Linked DNA regions of Homo sapiens: regions 1 and 2 are each linked to region 3. The links are chromatin contacts, found by Hi-C or POLR2A ChIA-PET in ENCODE. All regions are on one chromosome and are shown on one strand. The core of a region is the stretch at or near the end of the contact, and the rest is flanking DNA. Distances in the headings are between cores, read along the strand shown. Region 1 holds the start of GNAT2 (G protein subunit alpha transducin 2). Region 2 has its middle 27 kb from the start of EPS8L3. Region 3 holds the start of GSTM1 (glutathione S-transferase mu 1).

Region 1 (2,862 bases), core at 318-2,817, 68 kb after region 3:
ATGCCATGGCTGGGACCACGGCGGCGACAGCGGGGGAGTCTGAGCGGCACCGGCTGGGGCCTGGCTCTGCCACATCCAACCCCTTCCTCCGCCCCGCCCCCAGCGGGAGTGACTGATGCAGGAAGCAGCGGCTCCGCAGGCGGAAGAGGCCCTGGCCACGATTTCTCATGTTGTCTAGGCAACCTCGGGGAGTGGGGCCTCCATCTCTGCCCCTTATCCCTCCCCTGCCTCCTCAGTCCCAGGAGTGACGTGACTGATGGTGGCTGGGCCTGGCGGGGGGCGGGGAGGGGGTGGGTAGAAAAGAAGATGGGGAAGGGCCAGCCCCCAGCTCTCCACTAACCCACCAAGAGCCCTCACCCCATCATGCCAGGGCTCCCGGGCAAAGAAGCCAAAGTCCAGGCTAGCTGGTCCTTCCAGCTAGCCTGGAAGAAAAAAGAATAACAAACAGGAATTCAGCAGCGAGCGAGTCCAAGCTCAAACACAGTCCTCCCGGGGCAGGGCAGGCATACTCCGTGAAAACCCAGCACCCACTTTCCTTCCACATCTGACCCTCAGCTCCCGGGGTAGCCCAGCTCTGGGAGGAGGGGGAAGAACCGAGAATCCCAGCCCAGGAGGGAGGGGCCTGTCCCGGGAAAATTCCACCGTCGCCAAATAGCTACCTCCCAGGAAGGCAGGAAGGCCAGGAGACCCCCTTGTCTGGGGGTCTGGGACAGAGACCCTAGCCTCTTTGGATTTTTCCTCTGTCTCTGCACACTCTGGCTCTGCTCCCCAGGCCCTCCTGGGAGGAGCTGACCGCCTTCCCTAGGTCCTGCTGCTGTGCTGTGACTCCCACCCTCTTGTCACTCTGGCCACAGCACTTCTCTGTCCCAGAGACCCTCCCTCCAACACACGTACACACACTCACCTGAGGCCATGATGCCCGAGTTCCGAGGGGAGGCTGCCCACGAGAAGTCTGTACAGCAGAAAGCCCGGGTCCTGAGGGACGGCAGGGGGATCGGGCCACAGACCCCAGCCAAGTCACTCCAAGGGCCCCTGCCCTGGCACTGAGATGGGGAAAGTAAGGCAGTCTTTCAAAATTGCCAGCTGGCCGGAGGTGGACTCCCGCAGACCTCGGCAGCCGGACTGGCCTCAAGGCGACCCCGGTGTCGCGACCACCCAACCCTGCAATCGAGAGGCTGGTAGGCCACGTGCTCCCAAGGGAGCGGGACCCGAAACTCGTCCAGATTTCTCTCAACACTCCCTGGGCATTCAGGGTCGGACTCCCGCGGCCGGACTGTGGGGGAGTCACGCAACAGGTGAGACCCCACCAAAATCTCGCCGGCTCCGCGCCAGGCTCTGCGGCCCTTGGCCCCGCCCCCGCCTGGCCCCGCCTCCGCCTGCCGACCCCGCCTCGCCATTTTTTTCTCTTCCTGGGCGCCACGTGGGCAGCCACCACACCGCGGTAGGGCTGGCCTGAGCCGACCCTGGGTCTTGGGCCAGTTCCGTGCGTCAGCTTCCTCATCAGTAAGATGGGGTAATGACAGTACCTCACTCAAAGGGGTTACTGTGAAGATTAAACGTAAAGTCCCTTTACACAGTGCCTGGCACGAAGTGAGGGCCCAGTGAAAGGTAGCTGTTATCATTGTCCCAGGATTCATTTTAAGCAGAAGTCCTGCCCCTGCAATCTCACTTGGTCGTCTGTTTTCTTCCGGCCGGCGTAGGTAGGAGGCTGTGCCCTGCAATTCTGGCTCCCCTTCCCACATTTCTGTATTTGGTGGTTAAGAGCTTTAACTCTAGCCAGAATGTCTGGGTTCAAATCCAGATTTCACCTACTTCCTGACTGATACTGGGCAAGTTACCTAACTTCTCTGTGCTTCTATTTCGTCTGTAAAATGAGTGTAAGAGTACCTGCTTTATATGGTGGTTAAGATAAATGAGTTAATATAAGTTAACTGCTTAGAACTGTGCCTGGCCTGTAGTTAGTACTCAGTATTCATGTATTACCATTGCTTTAGCCTTGGCCTTGGTTCTCTATTGACACTCACAGGTTGATTCACTTGCAGCCGTTCTGGGGTCTATCCAACAAGCATCCCCACTGCCAAGGGGTAGATAATCCGACCTAAAGGGAACTTGTGGAGGGAAGTCCCTAAGACTTCACTGAATATAATTAAATGCATTAGCAGGAATTAATCTCTTCCCTATTTTCCCTCTTGTGGGAGGCCTTTGCCCCCCACACCCAGTTGTTCTAATGCTGTTTGTCTGGCTCCTCCCAGTTCTTACCACTCCCACAGCAGAGATCCTTCCCAAACTCTGCCTCCCTCTTCTCTCCCCACGCTGGATTCTGGACCCTGAACCCTTTTCTCCACCTGCATCTGGTGCCACTTCCATTGATCCCTGGCTACTGTTCCCTGAACAAACTTAAAAAAAACTTGGCCTCTTCACCTCACACAGAATCCATAAAACTAAAAAGAGAACAGAGATAACCAGGTTTACCTAATCAAAATAGCAAAGACTAAAAAACAAAAAACCAAAAAATAAACGCTAATGCAGGTTGGCAAGGGTATAGTTAGTGAGATGGGAGACACACACACACGTACATGTGCACAAACACATTACTGGTGGCCTTGAACACTGATATAATCTTTCTGAAAGCCATCTGGTAATATAGAATCAAAATTTTCAAAAAGGTTCTTATTATTTGACCCAGTAATCAACTTTCTGGAAGTTGTTTTTCTAAAAAGAGCTGCCAGAAAAATATGTATGCAAAAAGTTGTTCAGCACCACAATGTGTATTGCATAGAAAAGTTAGATACTTTAAAGGTCGAACAATAGGGGAATGTTTATGTAATATTCATACCATGAAATACAGCCATTAAAAATTGT
Region 2 (2,897 bases), core at 104-2,603, 100 kb before region 3:
TAGTGGGGTCTGAGTGCTGCAGAGTAGGAAGCTTCCTTTCTCACCAGCCCCCAGCGCTCCAGCCATGCAAACAGGCTGGTCTCTCAGCAGCCTCTGCCGGCAGCGAACATGCTTCTCCGTTTGTCTGCATTCCCCCAGCCCCCCAGCCCACCTGGATCCCAAGTTCTGGGAGCTAAAAACACTCCCCAGGGAGGTACAGGAGGCGAGGCTGGCCCTAACAGGAGGGGGCCAAAGGGAGATTAAGGAACGATTTTAAATTTCTGCCTTCCTACAAGGGGCCCTCCCGCTGTAGGGGTCCAATAGCCCCACTGAAAAGGGCTGAATCTCAGCCCAAAGGCAGAGGCAGCAACCCCAACCTCTCTGTGTTGTGTGAAATGTCAGCGTCCCCAGACAAGCAAGGTAGCCACACCTGCGGAGCTCATGTATCAGGAACAGGCTAAGAACACCTACTATGTGCTAAGCACTGCTCTGGGCGCTGGCCTTGCAGCAGTGAGCAGGGCAGATGCGGCCCAGTCCCTGGCGTTTCTCCCAACCTTTCCAGTCCCACCACCGCTGCCTCCACTGGTGGTCTCCTCCCAGACTGCCCAGGTCCAAATCTTGGCTCCCCACTTCTAGCGATGGGATCTTGAGCAAGTTACTTTACCCCTCTGTGCCTCCATTGCCTCATCTGTAAAATGGGGTGAAGTAATGCCTACCTCATGGGAACGATGAGAGAGGTAAATGAGTTATTATGTGTAAAATGCTTAGAACAGTTTCTGGCACAGAGCTCAATTCTTTCCTGTGTGTTCTGAACTCTGTGCCTGGGCTCAGCCCTCTCTCCTCCTGGAATGCCCTGCCCCTCTTCTGGAACCCATAAGTCCAGCCTCTTCGCTGAGTTTCCAGGTGAGAAGACCAATTAGGGGCAGGCCCACAGTCAGCCCACAGCCTTACTAGGGCCACCAATACTGGCCGAGTGTTTTCCTGTTGCCAAGGGTTTTAAACAGCCCTGTGAGGTAGATAGGGGAGGGAATTCGGTGAGGGAAAGACACCCGCCTGAGGTTGCAGAACCAGCGAGTGTTGGATCTGAGAGTGGAACTTGGATCTTCTGACTGGAAGTAGCACTGCCTCTGTCCCACCTGGTGGCGTTGGTCCTAAGAAACCTTCAGATATCCTGAGGCTATCACCAGGGCCTCTGAAGCTAACCCAAGGCTCGGCACCCAGAAAATGGGGCCTTCCTAGCCCTTCAGAGGCCCTGGAGTCAGTTGAGCTTGTCTCAGAGCCAGCTGGGGTCCACGAAGGCCTCAAGACAGGGGGCGCTGGCTAGCAGAGCCCTGAGGAGGGCCCTGCAGGAAGAGCTCAGCGGAAACTCTGAGCAATGCTGGCAGCCACAGGCCTCTGGGCTTCCTGCACCCTCCACACAGGCTGCCCTGTCAACATCAATGTCAATGCGTTTGTGAAACCCTGCCGGGCAGGCAGTGGGAACTCAAGGGGCCCCAAGGGTTCATAGGCTGTGGTCACCCTGTTCCTTTGCAGCCCAGGAGAAGGTGGCTTTCTAAAGACTGCTGTCCACAGTGTAATGGGATGCAGCTGCTGCCGAAGACAGTTACCTGAAGGAGGCCCCACGGTCTCCTTAGGCCTTGGGCCTCCAGATCCCATGGCTTCTCCCTGCAGGTCCATATCTTCTGGGGTCCCCACAGATTCAGAGAACCCCCAGACAGAGCAATAGAGTGGACCTTGTGGTCGAAGGACTTTGGAGTGAAAGACATGTGGGTTATAAGCCCAATCCACAGCTTTGCTATCTGTGTGACTTTGGGAAAGTTAGTTAACCTCTCTGTAGAGAGCCTCAGTTTTCTCATCTGTAAAATGGTGACAGAAAGTACCTACCTTGTCCTGAAGATTAAATAAAACAATGTAAATGGGAGACCTGGCATACCATAAGCTTTTGATAAATAGGAACTGATGTTTTTGTGACCACTGAGTGATAGCAGATATTGGAGGTACAAATACTATTGCATTTCTTCGATTTGTATAATTTCAATTAAAACCATCCAGACCTAATTTACTATACTTGAAAGAAAAACATACCTTCCTCTGGAATCTTCCTCTCCTTTCAAATTGCCCAAGAACCTCCAGGTCTCATGTACTCAAAAAGTGGAGGGGGAGGTAGAGGCTCCAACTTCTGCACCTTGGCCAGGAGAACCAGGACGCTGACCCGTTCCCACTGAGGTGGCACCTGTGGATAACTGCTCCCACGTGGTCAGAAGGCTGAGTGTCCTGTGCCAACCAGAGCACCACACAGGCCACATGCATCTTCTGGGGGCTGACTTCAAGGATGGCAGAGGATGGCTGACAGTTTGCTGGGGCTTCAGGTCCACCCCTTGCGGTCAGAGTCTGAGTCCCTTTTCCTTCCCCAGGATCCACACTGGGGTTGGGGCTCCTTCTTTACAGACCCCAAAACACAAATGGCCTCCTTACTCCTGTGTCTGAAAGTCCCCAGAAAGCTGCTCCCCTTCGCCACCCCCAGACCCACCCTCCATAGTAAACCCCAGTGCTGAGTCACCTGAAGACTACCAAGGTAACTCTTGCACAGAACAGAGGGAAAAAATGGTCTATATGGGGCTTCCTGCCGTATTTTTTTTCTTCTCAGTAACTAGGCAGCAGGGAGAAGCCAAAGTGAAGCCAGCATCCAGCGGTGGAGCCTTTGCCTTTTCTCTTTATGCTCCAGGTGCACCAGAGGTGAGCAGGGGACGGGAGGGTTTCATTTCTGTAGCCCCAGGCGTCAGGCTTCAGAGCCTGAGCTCTCAGCCAGGATATCTCTACAGCTCAGTAAATGCTTGCTGACTGACTGAGAGCAAAATGATCTCTCTGAGGGGGTGGGATCAGGCAGAGATGCTGGGATGGGCAGAGAAGAGGAAGTA
Region 3 (2,741 bases), core at 181-2,680:
TTCTCCTCTTCTGTCTCCCCACCTGCCACCCACAAAACACAGACTCAATCTCAGCATCACAGCCCAGCCAAGGAGGAGGCCACCTTCCCCCCACACATTGCAGCCACCCACACTCACACAGGTTGTGCTTGCGGGCAATGTAGCACAAGATGGCGTTGCTCTGGGTGATCTTGTGAGCCCCATCAATCAAGTAGGGCAGCTGGATGGATGGGAAACCGGCGAAGCTCAGTTGGGCCACCAGGCTCCCCAGCATCCCCTTCCCATAAGCAAGAGCAGAGAGGAGACCGGGCACTCACTGTGCCTGCTCATGGCAGGACTGAAATAAGAATACTGTCACATGAACGAATGCAGGTGGACACAGAACATCATGGAAGGACTGTTTAGACAGCCAGGAGTGAGAGGAATTGGGCAGAAGACTCCTGATCTTAACACCTCTAAGCTGGGGAGAGGAGATGCAGTCAGAGACACGTTGCACTTTCCCCCAAAACCGCCCCTTCCCCTGCACCTACATTGGGAAAGTCCAGGCCCAGCTTGAATTTTTCATTCAGCCACTGGCTTCTGTCATAATCAGGAGCTGTGGTGGGGAAGAAGAAGTGAAAACAAACCTCCCCAGAGCCCAGCCCTCCTTCCCGGGGACCCTCCCACGGAGCCAGTGGCAAGATCCCTGAGACAGGTGGATCTAGAATCTGACCACTCAGTCCCACATCCCAGGGTTCAGGGACAAAGAATCCCGCTGAGGGCTCTGGACCCCACACAGCTAAGGCTTCCAGGGTTTAGGCAAGCCCTGAGGGACACCCGTCCCAATTAGACAGGGGGCCCAGCATCCCACCCCAGCATTCTGCCTTGCAAGGCCAGAGGGCTCCCTCACCGGGGCTCAGGGAAGAGACAGCCTGCAGCTCCAGCAGGGGAGGCCTGCAGAGGCAGCCACAGGTGGCCACCATGGGTTGCTTGGTGCCAACTTAGCGTGAGTGGGCAGAGCCCGAACACGAGGGTGCCATTACCGTCCCCCATCGTGTACTTCTTTTCCTCATAGCTTGAGTCTGTGTATTCCAGGAGCAGGCGGATGGCGTGGGCCAGCTGGGAGAGATGGCCCGCAGGTCGCGTCAGAGATGGAGGGTCCCTGACTTTGTCTGCACCAGGGAAGCCCCCAGTTTACACTGCACGTACCCGTTGCCTCCTCTACCCGCCCACACCCCCAACACACACACAGCGGCATGCACAGGCCCTTCTGAGGCGGGCAGCCCTGAAGAGGAACGGTCCCTAGAGTCCGTCCCGCAGCTGCTTCGCACTTCCCTCCCCTGCGCCCTCGTCCCACCGTCCAGCGGACCCTCGCTCACCCCGCGGATGTCCCAGTACCCCAGTATCATGGGCATGGTGCTGGTTGGTGCGGATTCCGCAGACAGGCCTAAACCGAGCAGGGCTCAGAGTATAAGAGCTCCGGAGAGGGGACAGGCGGGGCCTTGCTGCGACCCCGCCCCTCGGCCCGCCACAACCCGAAAGGCGCCATTCTGGAGGCCCGGGAGAGGGCGCCTGGGGCTGCACTCAGTAAGACTTCCTCCCGCCTCCCAGGCCCGAGGGTTCCGGGAGCGAAGTCAGGGCGCCCAGAAGCCCAAGGCGGGGCTCGGCCTCGCCAGCTTCCCTACCCAGCCCTGAGGCTCCACGAGTCCATCCAGCCCTTGCTAGGTCCACAGCGACTTGGCTGTGCGCTTGAGACACCAGCCAGATCCTAACGGAGCAAAGCTCTTCTCCCTTCTCCTCCCTGCCCGCGGTGTCCCTCAGCCTTCTCTCCGCTGCCGAGTTCCCAAGGGCTCTGGGAGACTCCGGCTGCAGGGGTCAGACTAAAAAGTGGTGGCCCCAACCTGGGAATTTAATTCAGCCCCTGTCACTGTAAGAGCAGGACTTCCTCTGATCCGAAAGCTACTCCCAGGGCTTAGTCTCCCCTCTAGCCCCGCCTACACAGGAACAGTGTCAGTGGTATAGGAAGGACCCCCAGGAAAAGGGCCAGAGTAAAGGAAATGTGGTCTGTGTTTTCTGTTAGGGGCCCTCGGGTACTGAGTCCTTCGGTCATCTGGCTAAGTACTGTGTAAATTAGCCACTTCGTATTTTGGCACAATTTATGAATCGAAATCCAAGGATCAGATCCAGCAAGTTGGTGAGGTATCTGAGGTGCCCCCTAGAAATGTCCAGCCAGTCCACTAGGTGAACCTCACAGAGACCGGAACAGCAACAGCAACAGTGAGTGCAGTGGCCACAGAGAGCAGGCGAGGGAGGATGGAAGAACTTCCCGGACCAAACTGAGGGTCCGGCTGCTATTTCTCTAGGCCCAATAACGAGATGCAGATCAAATGGGGAGGAAGAGAGGTTTTATTTCTGCAACCGGTAACAGGGAGAAGGCCTAGAAATTACCACCAGACCAACTCAATATTACAAAGTTTTCCAGAGCATATATACCTTCTAAGGTATATGTCTACAAGTAAGTGTGCATTCATCTAAAGACATAAGTGATTAACTTCTTTAATCTGTAACTGAGGTCTGGGTCCTGAGGACCTTATTCTGGAGCCTCAGTCTATTTATTTAATCTAAATGGGTCCAGGTGCGGGGGATGATTACCCTTATCTTGTCTCCTGCTAAATCACGGAGGTTTGGGGAGTTCCTTCAGACGCCCAATAAACTTGTTTGTGGAGGCCTGGGGAGTTTCTTCAGACTCACAATAAAACTTGTTTAATTCTAAATAGGTCCTG

What was found. Hi-C counts contacts between places; a loop is a spot of excess contacts on that map. ChIA-PET counts read pairs that join two places held with the same protein, here RNA polymerase II (POLR2A). Pooled maps may share reads with other maps.
Region 1: a map of CD8-positive, alpha-beta T cell shows a loop between it and region 3 (5-fold over the local background). The contact joins the promoter of GNAT2 here to the promoter of GSTM1 in region 3. A Hi-C loop is called at or near these places in 1 of 168 maps with a recorded cell type or tissue (CD8-positive, alpha-beta T cell) and 8 of 50 pooled maps. POLR2A ChIA-PET finds 5 or more read pairs at or near these places in 3 of 52 experiments (H1, activated B cell and activated CD4-positive, alpha-beta T cell).
Region 2: a loop to region 3 is called in a pooled map, with 2.4 times the contacts of the local background. The contact joins the enhancer-like site here to the promoter of GSTM1 in region 3. A Hi-C loop is called at or near these places in 2 of 50 pooled maps. POLR2A ChIA-PET finds 5 or more read pairs at or near these places in 2 of 52 experiments (K562 and activated naive CD4-positive, alpha-beta T cell).

The regions. Positions count from the first base shown.
Region 1 is chr1:109,618,321-109,621,182 of GRCh38, reverse strand. It overlaps GNAT2 (G protein subunit alpha transducin 2), which reads left to right and starts at 1,567. Exons shown (of 9, transcript NM_001377295.2): 1 at 1,567-1,700. It overlaps AMPD2 (adenosine monophosphate deaminase 2), which reads right to left and starts at 1,346. Exons shown (of 19, transcript NM_001368809.2): 1 at 905-1,346; 2 at 1-269. The coding sequence starts at 7. RefSeq lists enhancers at 61-589, 549-598, 1,120-1,648, 1,619-1,668, 1,649-2,179 and a silencer at 1,239-1,428.
Region 2 is chr1:109,789,412-109,792,308 of GRCh38, reverse strand. No RefSeq gene overlaps it. Among named protein-coding and RNA genes, the nearest start is that of EPS8L3, 27 kb to the right of the region's middle. RefSeq lists an enhancer at 1,090-1,149. Within about 2 kb of position 1,353, at least 16 of the 41 ENCODE cell types and tissues checked have a DNase peak (open chromatin) inside an H3K27ac peak, as active enhancers do.
Region 3 is chr1:109,686,506-109,689,246 of GRCh38, reverse strand. It overlaps GSTM1 (glutathione S-transferase mu 1), which reads right to left and starts at 1,430. Exons shown (of 8, transcript NM_000561.4): 1 at 1,338-1,430; 2 at 1,002-1,077; 3 at 510-574; 4 at 118-199; 5 at 1-22. The coding sequence starts at 1,373. RefSeq lists an enhancer at 1,331-1,380.